Regions from separate parts of the Homo sapiens genome. Here region 1 is linked to region 2. A link is a contact called in ENCODE Hi-C data. All regions are on one chromosome and are shown on one strand. Each heading gives the region's core, a stretch centred on a gene start or an enhancer-like site at or near the end of the contact. The rest is flanking DNA. Distances are from core to core; before and after follow the strand shown.

Region 1 (5,119 bases), core at 2,001-4,500, 520 kb after region 2:
CAGGGCCTTGAATGCCAGGCTGAGGGCTTAAGCTTTACGCAGAAGGCAGCAGCAAGCCCCAAAAAGCTGAGAAAATTCAAGCAGCAGCAAGGTCCTGGGCAGCACAGATGTGCGCTGTAGAAAGGGCCCTGTGACCGGCTGGGTGCGGTGGCGCACGCCTGTAATCCCAGCACTTTGGGAGGCAGGCAGATCACTTGAGGTCACGAGTTCGAGACCAGCCTGGCCAACATAGTGAAACCCTGTGCCTACTGAAAAATACAAAAATTAGTTGGGCGTGGTGGCGGGCACATGTAGTCCCAGCTACTTGGGAGGGCTGAGGCAGGAGAATCGCTTGAACCTGGTAAAAGGAGGTTGCAGTGAGCTGAGATCGCGCCACTGCACTCCAGCCTTAGTGACAGAGTGAGATTCTGTCTCAAAAAAAAAAAAAAAAAAACGCCCTGCGACCACCACTGTGGCTGGAAGTCTAGAAGGCTGGGGCAGGGACTGGGCCAGAGGAGGGAGATGGCAGGTTTGAGTATGGGGAGGAGTGGAGGGTCTCCCAGGGACACAGCCATCGGAACCCTCCATTAGGAGGGAGCAGGTTGGGCAGGACTTTGTGGGGCATAAGTCGGGGGATGGACAATACCAAGGCCTCTCAGGGACCGAGGTCCCCCAGGAGAGGTGTCGAATTTCTCCTGTTCCTGTCTTCCCCGCCTTACTGCCCCCTCTCTGACGTCACATTTTCCAGTCTGGTCAGAGGGTGAGAGCCTCCCTGGCAGGAAGTGCCCTTTAGCCCCCTGCCACCTGGGCCAGACCACCCAGCCCCAGGATCCTCAAAGCCCCTTCCCCCCATCACTAGTCTTTTCTACCCCTGACCCCCCTTGTACTGACAGCAAGCATAGGGTCACGGGAGGAGATGGGAAGAGAGGATGGCTCCAGAAAGGACGCTTCCAAATGCATGTGATTCTCACTTCCAAGTGGGAGCAGAACAGCAGGTACACGTGGACATGCAGAGTGGGGTAACAGGCACTGCAGACTCCAAAAGGTGGGAGCGTGGGGGAAGCTGAACAGTTACCAGTTGGGTACGTTGCTCACCATTCGGGTGCACTAAAGGCCCAGGCCAGTATACTGGATATACTGACATATATCCAGTAAGGAATCTGCACTTGTACCCCCTAAATGTTTATCTTTTTTTTTAATGCACACAAGTCTTCCTGAGAACAAGAAGAGACACACACACATAGAATGTGGCAAGCAGAGGTAGAGATGGCGCTGTGAGCAGGAGGCTCAGAGGCAGAGATGAGAACCATCAGAGACTGTGCAGTGGGAAGGGGGACGGGGAGAAAACCAAGAGACAGATGGAGACGGACAAGGAGATGAGATAGGAACACTCAAAGACAGATGGGGAGGGACAGAGATGTCAGAAGAGACCAGGTGACAAAGCCTCACTGGAGTCAGGCCCGTGGCAACAGAGACCCAGCTTTAGATATGCCAACCTGAAGAAAGAGGGCAGAGAGACATGGAGAGACAGACAAGAGGCCAGCTTCAAGGATGGGAAGCCAGGACTCCCTTCAGGCCTCCGCGCTGGACGGATAGAGGGACCAGTGATGCTCCAGGGCTCTGTGGCTTACCCCACACTGATTCCAATCCCAGTCCCACTCCCACTCCATGGGACCCCCGGTTTACTTTACTGTAAAATGGAAGGAGGAGCAATGCCACCCGCTCTCCAGAACGGCAAGTAGTTAATGATCAAGAGGCTGGGCTGGGGACTGGAAGATGCCGATATGCAAAAGTTATTTTTAATGGTAAATATTACATACTTATTAAAATACAGCAGGATGGCTGGGCACGGTGGTGGCTCATGCTTCTAATTACAGCACTAAGGCTAAGGCAGGTGGATAGCTTGAGGCCAGGAGTTTGAGACCAGCCTGGCCAACATGGCAAAACCCCATCTCTACTAAAAATGCAAAAATTAGCCTAGGCATGGTGGCTCACGCCTGTAATCCCAGCACTTTGGGAGACCGAGGCAAGTGGATCACTTGAGGTCAGGAGTTCGAGACCAGCCTGGCCAACATGGCAAAACCCCATCTCTACTAAAAATGCAAAAAATTAGCCGGGCATGGTGGTGCTTGCCTGTAATCCCAGCTACTTGGAAGGCTGAGGCACCAGAATTGCTTGAACCCGGGAGGCAGAGGTTGCAGTGAGCTGAGATCGCACCACTGCACTCCAGCCTGGGCGACAGAGTGAGACTCCATCTCGAAAAATATTTTATATATATATAGGACACCCAGTTATTGAATTTTACGTGAACAATTTTATAGTTTAGGTATGTCCTAAATATTTCATGTATGTATGTATATGTTACATGTATAGCTGTGGTTTTTTGTTGTTTTTTGCTGAATTATTTGAGCAAGTTACAGACTTTTTTTTTGTTGTTTCTTTTTTTGAGATGAAGTTTCGCTCTTGTTCCCCAGGCTGGAGTGCAATGGCATGATCTTGGCTCACTGCAACCTCCATCTCCCTGGTTCAAGCAATTCTCCTGCCTCAGCCTCCCGAGTAGCTGGGATTACAAGCACCCGCCACCACGCCTGGCTAATTTTTTGTATTTTTAGTAGAGACAGGGTTTCACCATGTTGGACAGGCTGATCTAGAACTCCTGACCTCAGATGATCCACCCGCCTCAGCCTCCCAAAGTGCTGGGATTACAGGCGTGAATCACCGCGCCCAACCACAAGTTACAGACATTATAACATTTCATCTCTGAGTTCATTTTCTAAATGATATCTTTCCTCCTGAATACCATTATCAAATCTAAGAAAAGAATTCTATGATATTTCATATTCAGTTCATACTCCAGTTTCCCCAATTGTCCTAAACTATTACAGCGCGGAAGGGCATGGGGTCTGGAGAAGGAGAGCAGTGGGAGGATGCCTGCCTTACCTTCCCCCTTCATCAAATGAGAGTATGTATTGTACTTGCCTCATAGAAGGATTCAATGAAGGGGTATGGCACAGTTGGTTTCACACAATGAGCCCTCATTTAATGTTGGCCGTTATTGCTACTATTGTTATTGTTGAAATTGTTGATGTCAATATTGCTATGATTGGCACTCCTGGGAAGCAGCCCCAGGACGCCCTCCCTACTGGGCCTGGTGGAGGATTGGGTGGGCCTTCACTCCTGCTCCACGCCCCCGCAGTTACTCTGCCGATTGTGACGTCAGCTGACGCTGGGGGCGGGTGGGGGAATCTGGCCGGAAATCCCTCTTCCTGTTGCAGATAAGCCCAGCTTAGCCCAGCTGACCCCAGACCCTCTCCCCTCACTCCCCCCATGTCGCAGGATCGAGACCCTGAGGCAGACAGCCCGTTCACCAAGCCCCCCGCCCCGCCCCCATCACCCCGTAAACTTCTCCCAGCCTCCGCCCTGCCCTCACCCAGCCCGCTGTTCCCCAAGCCTCGCTCCAAGCCCACGCCACCCCTGCAGCAGGGCAGCCCCAGAGGCCAGCACCTATCCCCGAGGCTGGGGTCGAGGCTCGGCCCCGCCCCTGCCTCTGCAACTTGAGCCTGGCTGCGACCCCTGCTCTGACGTCTCGGAAAATTCCCCCTTGCCCAGGCCCTTGGGGGAGGGGGTGCATGGTATGAAATGGGGCTGAGACCCCCGGCTGGGGGCAGAGGAACCCGCCAGAGGTGAGCGATGAACTGAGGACTAGATGCCTGGGTGTCTGGGTTAGGAAGGACCTGGGGGACTAGACTCCCAAGAAGCCGGGGGCCTGGACTCCTGGGTCTAACAGAGGAAGAGAGCTGGGGTCCCTCACTCCCAGGACCAAGATTTTAGGCTCCTGGGGAAGGAGGGAGCGGAGGCCTGGACTCCTGGCTCTGAGGGAAGCTAGGGCTGGGGCCCAGACTCCAGGGCCTCCAAGTGTCACCAGCTCACCCATTGCCATCTGGACTTTTCCCGACCCAGAACATTCAGAAGGCCTTCATCGCATCCATGGACCTGTGGAACTGGGATGAGGCATCCCCACAGGAAGTGCCTCCAGGGAACAAGCTGGCAGGGCTTGGTAGGCTGCCGAGGCTGCCACAACGTGTGTGGGGAGGGTGTCCAGGTGGGGCCTCTGCTGACCCTAACCCCTTATCGCCTGCAGAAGGAGCCAAATTAGGCTTCTGTTTCCCTGATCTGGCACTCCAAGGGGACACGCCGACAGCGACAGCAGAGACATGCTGGAAAGGTGGCTGCGGGCTGGGACCCCTAAGTGCTGGAGAAGAAGCGGGGAGGCTGGGATCCTAGGGCAAAGGGAGGAGGGGGGCGTGCCTAGGTTCCTGGGACTGGGTGGGGAGGGGCCGCGTGCTTGACCCCTGAGGGTGAAGGAAAAGGGGGCGCGGGGTGCTGAAATACGGGCTGGGGGGCCATAACTCCCAGTCCCTGACAAGTAGAGACTAGAGAGTGGGTAGTTGAGGGGTCTCTTTCATTGCTCACAGTCCTCCCTAAACTCAGGTACAAGCTCATCCCTGGCAAGCTTCCCACAGCTGGACTGGGGCTCCGCGTTACTGCACCCAGAAGTTCCATGGGGGGCGGGTGAGTGTGGGGAGAGGCGGTGGGAGGTGGGGACTGGGGTCCCGAGGCACCGGGGCTAGAGGTGTAGACTCCCTGATCTTTGAGGACTGAGAACACCTGCGCCCTCAAGGTGGCATGACCTGGATCCGGGTCAGCCGGGCCCCAAGTGCCAGGGTTGAGAGCTTAGACCCTAGAGTTTTTGAGGGGGCACCTGGGCTCCCCTCACTCGGGATCCGTTACTCCTCACAGAGCCCGACTCTCAGGCTCTTCCGTGGTCCGGGGACTGGACAGACATGGCGTGCACAGCCTGGGACTCTTGGAGCGGCGCCTCGCAGACCCTGGGCCCCGCCCCTCTCGGCCCGGGCCCCATCCCCGCCGCCGGCTCCGAAGGCGCCGCGGGCCAGAACTGCGTCCCCGTGGCGGGAGAGGCCACCTCGTGGTCGCGCGCCCAGGCCGCCGGGAGCAACACCAGCTGGGACTGTTCTGTGGGGCCCGACGGCGATACCTACTGGGGCAGTGGCCTGGGCGGGGAGCCGCGCACGGACTGTACCATTTCGTGGGGCGGGCCCGCGGGCCCGGACTGTACCAC
Region 2 (4,673 bases), core at 1-2,500:
TGGGCACCGCGCGAGGGAAGTTGCTGCAGCAGACGAAACATGGAGCCGTCCCAGCGCATGACCTGTGGGGGTGTGGCCAGTGAGGGCCTGGGGTCCCGGGGGTCTCTGGGGGCCGTGGAACAGCTTGGAAGCAGAAGCCTGTCGGTCCCAAAACTCCCATAGCTTTCTTATCTTCATAAAAGTCACCACCCACCTGTTCGGCCACACACATGCAGTTGTTCTGAGCCCTTCCCTTGCCCTCACGCCCCACACAGAAGCACTCAGCCATGGACTCTGTCAGTTTCACCTTCTACAGTTGTACATTTCTCCCACCACCTCTGGCTGAACTCCATCCCCTCCTGACTGGACCATCCTGGCAGCCTCTTCCCTGGCCTCTAGGCTCCTCTCCCTGCTCCCCCAGTCTGTTCCCCACCCAGAGACCTTGTGAACACCTGAGTCAGATCAGGGCCCTTCCAGACTCAGAACCCTCCCCTGCCTGCACCTCACTCCAGAAACAGTGGGCAGTGCTTAACCCTAGCATCAGCCTTGGGGGCTCAGTGTCAGGGTGGGGACAGGTGTGGCTGTGGTGAAGTCTGGAATGCATCCGAGTCACAGAGCCAGCATTTGGGGGTAGAATCAGGATGTTGGGGCCAGCATCAGTGTCGGGGACTGGGGAGTGGTTCGGAGTCAGCCAGCCTTGAGGGGGTCAGAGTCTTGGCATCAGTGTGGGGTGGGGTCCTGGTTCAAAGGTCGGCATGTGAGGGTAGGTCAGAGTTTAGAGGCTTAGTGTGCAAGATTGGGTCAGTGCTGAAAAGCCAGCCCCCCGCCCCCAGGCCCAGCCTCACCATGGAGTCCCCAATGTAGCGTGTGAGGCACAGGAACACGTCCCCACCAGCCTGGAAGTGGCGTGTGGCATAGACATCCTCGGCCTCGGGGATGTCTGTGCGTCTCTCGAAGCGGCCACCGGTCCAGTGGAAGAGCACGGGCCGCTGGGAAGCCGAGGCCAGCAGCAGGTGGGGCCGGCCGTCCAGCTCCAGGGCCTCAGCGTCCGTGTCCCGGTGCCAGGCGTGCAGGCTCTGGTGCGGGTAAAAGCCGGGCCCGTCGCGGCACAGCAGCGTGGTGCTGCCCGCCTTGGAGGCATCGGCCACCACGAAGCAGGGTTGCCCTTCCAGCCACAGGAGCTCGGCGTCATTGGGCCGCAGCAGCCGCCGCGGGGCCAGGGTCTGCGTTGGGGCCAGGCGCAGGCCGGGACTGGGCCGGGCCCACAGCTGTGAGCCCCCCCACAGGCGGGCAGCCAGCACGAAGAGGCTCGGGCCCAGCACCAGTGGCTTGCAGGACACCACGGAGGCCGCTGTGGGGAGGTGGGGAGGCAGGTCAGGCCAGCCAGGCAGGCTGCTGGACAGGCAGAAGGACGGGGAGGGGGCTCACCGGGCAGCTCTTCCTCGGGCCGGAAGCGCTGCAGGCTGTAGTCCCAGGAGAGAATCAGGCAGCGGCCGGCGAAGGGCTGTGCCAGCACAATGTGAGGCTCCCCTTGGTAGGAGAAGGGCTCTACGCTCAGTGCCGACTCCCCCACCGTCTGGAACCAGGACAGCTCTGTGGGTGGAGAAGAGAGTCAGGCAGGCCCCAGGACCCCCAGGGTCCTCATTGCTGAGCCTCAGTTTGCCTACATCTCTGAAATGGAGGCCATTCATGGTACCCCCCTCATAGGGACATATAACTGGAATCTTGATCTGTAGATGTTTGTTTGGTTTGGGTCGAGGGGTATTTTGTTTTGTTTTGAGACAGGGTCCCACTGTGTCTCCCAGGCTGAAGTGCAGTGGCACAATCATAGCTCAATGCAGCCTCCACCTTCTAGGCTCAAGCAATCCTCCTTCCTCAGCCTCTTAAGCTGAGACTACAGGTGTGTGCTACCATGGCTGGCTATTTTTTTATTTTTTGCAGAGATGGAGTCTTGCTATGTTGCCCAGGTTGGTCTGGAATTCCTAGGCTCAAGAGATCCTCCTGCCTTGACCTCCCAAAGTGCTGGGATTACAGACATGAGCCACCTCCACCTCCTGGGTTCAAACAATTCTACTTCCTCAGCCTCCCGAGTAGCTGGAATTACAGGCGCCCGCTACCACGCCCAGCTAATTTTTGTATTTTTAGTAGAGATGGGGTTTCACCATGTTGGCCAGGCTTGTCTCGAACTCCTGACCTCATAATCTGCCCGCCTCGGCCTCCCAAAGTGCTGGGATTACAAGCGTGAGGCACCGTGCCCGGCCCATAAATCTTATTTTCTAAGCTGTGTGGCATCACCAAATAATCCCTTAGAAACAGCATCTGGATTAATTCATTTAACTTCACAACATCCCTGTGAGGTACATTCTGTGATGATTTCCCCTTCGCAGATGAGAAAACAAAGGCTAACTGGCACAGGCAGTCTGTTATCCAACAAAATCCATCCTTCCCACCTTCCAGGAGAGAGGATTGGAGCTGGTCACCAGGCCACCCAGCTAGAGGCTGCATTATCCCGGGACCCCCATTCACCGCCCTCGCTGAAAGTTAGATGTGGCTGTTTTGAGACTGAGTAACCAGTGGAACAAGGGCAGATGTGATGAGTGTAATGAGCCACCACACCTGGAAACAGCTTGTCCCAACTTGGTCTCCTTTCCCACCACGTGGGTGTGCCACAACCTGGTTTCAAGCCTGAAAGCAAGGACAATGCCCAGGGACTGCCCCACGTACCTGGACAGCTCACTCCAGATCCTTCTATCCTTAATTCATGGTATTTTGAGAGTTTGTGACAGCGGCTTGGCTTTCATTGTCACTGGGGCACCAAGGCTGCTCCGCTTGTTAGTAGGGGAGCTGGGCAGTTGACTCCAGGCTGTAATATTTCACTCTGCGTGCCAGGCCCTGTTTCCAGGTGCCAGCGTTGAAGCAATGAGCCAAACTACATATAATGCCCACCTAAAGGGCGAATCTTTTTTAAATGGCTATCAAATCACCTCTTGCTCAAAACTCTCAGCCGAGAGTGGTGGCTCACGCCTGTAATCCCCACATTTTGGGAAGCCAAGGCAGATGGATCAGTAGAGCCCAGGAGTTCGAGAGCAGCCTGGACAACATGGTGAAAACCCCATCTCTACAAAAAATACAAAAAATTAGCAGGCATGGTGGTGGTGCACCTGTAGCCCCAGCTACCAGGGAGGCTGGGGCAGGAGGATCACCTGAGCCTGGGGAGGTCAAGGCCTCAGTGAGCCGTGATTGTACCACTGAACTCCAGCCTGGGCGACAGAGTGAGATCCTGTTTCAAATAAACAAACAAACATACAAAAAACTTTCTATTCTTGCCATGGCCCAGAATAAAGTCTCCTCTCCTCTCTGTGGCTTCCAAAATCCATACCTGTCCCTCCACTCACTACCCCTGAGCCACACCTGCCTTCGTTTGATCTTCAAACAGGGCACACTGTATGCTGCCTCAGGGCCACCGGCCAGGCTGTTCCCTCTCTCTGAAGAGCCCTTCCCTCTGTTCCTCACTTAGCCACATCGAGACCTAACATCCCCACTTGAGAGAAGCCTTCTCTGACTCCCATAGGAACCCTCATTCTCTCATCACTCCTTGTAGTTATCACAACGTATAGCACACATTGATCTGTGCCGTGTTTGTTAAATGTCCATCTCCCCAAACTCCCAGGACTGTAAGTCCCGTAAGGCCACGGCTCAGGTCGCAACCACAGTGACCATCACCTCTCACAGGGCTGGGCACTGAGTGGACTTCAGTGAACATTTGTTGGATAACTTGAATGAAGAGGGACTCCCTAAGTTAAATCCCCTTCTTCTATGTGTCCCACAGACCAAAAACATGTCTTTCTTACACTTAGAATAATAATAATTATATGCTGATAATAATTATGTATGCATATATAATTATATATATATTATATATACATGTTGTGGGGGAAAGGAAGAGAGATCAGACTGTTACTGTGTCTATGCAGAAAAAGGAAGACATAAGAAACTCCATTTTGATTTGTACTAAGAAAAATTCTTCTGCTTTGAGATGCTGTTAATTTATGAACTTAGCCCCAACCCTGTGCTCACAGAAACATGTGCTATATTGACTCATGGTTTAATGAATTTAGGGCTATGCAGGACGTGCTTTGTTAAAATGTGTTTGCAGGCAGTATGCTTGGTAAAAGTCATTGCCATTCTCCATTCTCGATTAGCCGGGGACACAATGCACTGTGGAAGGCCGCAGGGACCTCTGCCCAAGAAAGCCTGGGTATTGTCCAAGGTTTCCCTGCACTGAGACAGCCTAAGATATGGCCTCGTGGGAAGGGAAAGACCTTACTGTCCCCCAGCCCGACACCTGTAAAGGATCTGTGCTGAGGAGTATTGGTGAAAGAGGAAGGTCTCTTTGCAGTTGAGATTAGAGGAAGGCATCTGTCTCCTGCTCGTCCCTGGGAACGGAATGTCTCGGTGTAAAACCCGATCGTACATTCTGTTTACTGAGATAGAAAACCGCCTTATGGCTGGAGGTGAGACATGCTGGCGGCAATACTGCTCAGCTACTCTTTACTGCACTGAGATGTTTGTGTAAAGTTAAACATAAATCTGGCCTACGTGCACATCCAGGCACAGTACCTTTCCTTAAACTTATTTATGACACAGAGTCCTTTGCTCACATGTTTTCCTGCTGACCCTCTCCCCACCATTAC

Evidence for each region. A loop is a pair of places that touch in the nucleus more often than their neighbours do. Pooled maps may share reads with other maps.
Region 1: a loop to region 2 is called in a map of ascending aorta, with 2.9 times the contacts of the local background. The contact joins the promoter of ETV2 here to the enhancer-like site in region 2. A Hi-C loop is called at or near these places in 1 of 168 maps with a recorded cell type or tissue (ascending aorta) and 5 of 50 pooled maps.

The regions. Positions count from the first base shown.
Region 1 is chr19:35,638,495-35,643,613 of GRCh38, forward strand. ETV2 (ETS variant transcription factor 2) reads left to right here and starts at 3,251. Exons shown (of 7, transcript NM_014209.4): 1 at 3,251-3,662; 2 at 3,940-4,036; 3 at 4,121-4,204; 4 at 4,471-4,551; 5 at 4,780-5,119. The coding sequence starts at 3,967. RefSeq lists an enhancer at 3,407-4,122 and a silencer at 4,776-5,055.
Region 2 is chr19:35,125,446-35,130,118 of GRCh38, forward strand. It overlaps LGI4 (leucine rich repeat LGI family member 4), which reads right to left. Exons shown (of 9, transcript NM_139284.3): 7 at 1,408-1,572; 8 at 825-1,330; 9 at 1-62. Among named protein-coding and RNA genes, the nearest start is that of MIR6887, 5.1 kb to the left of the region's middle. Within about 2 kb of position 1,251, at least 3 of the 41 ENCODE cell types and tissues checked have a DNase peak (open chromatin) inside an H3K27ac peak, as active enhancers do.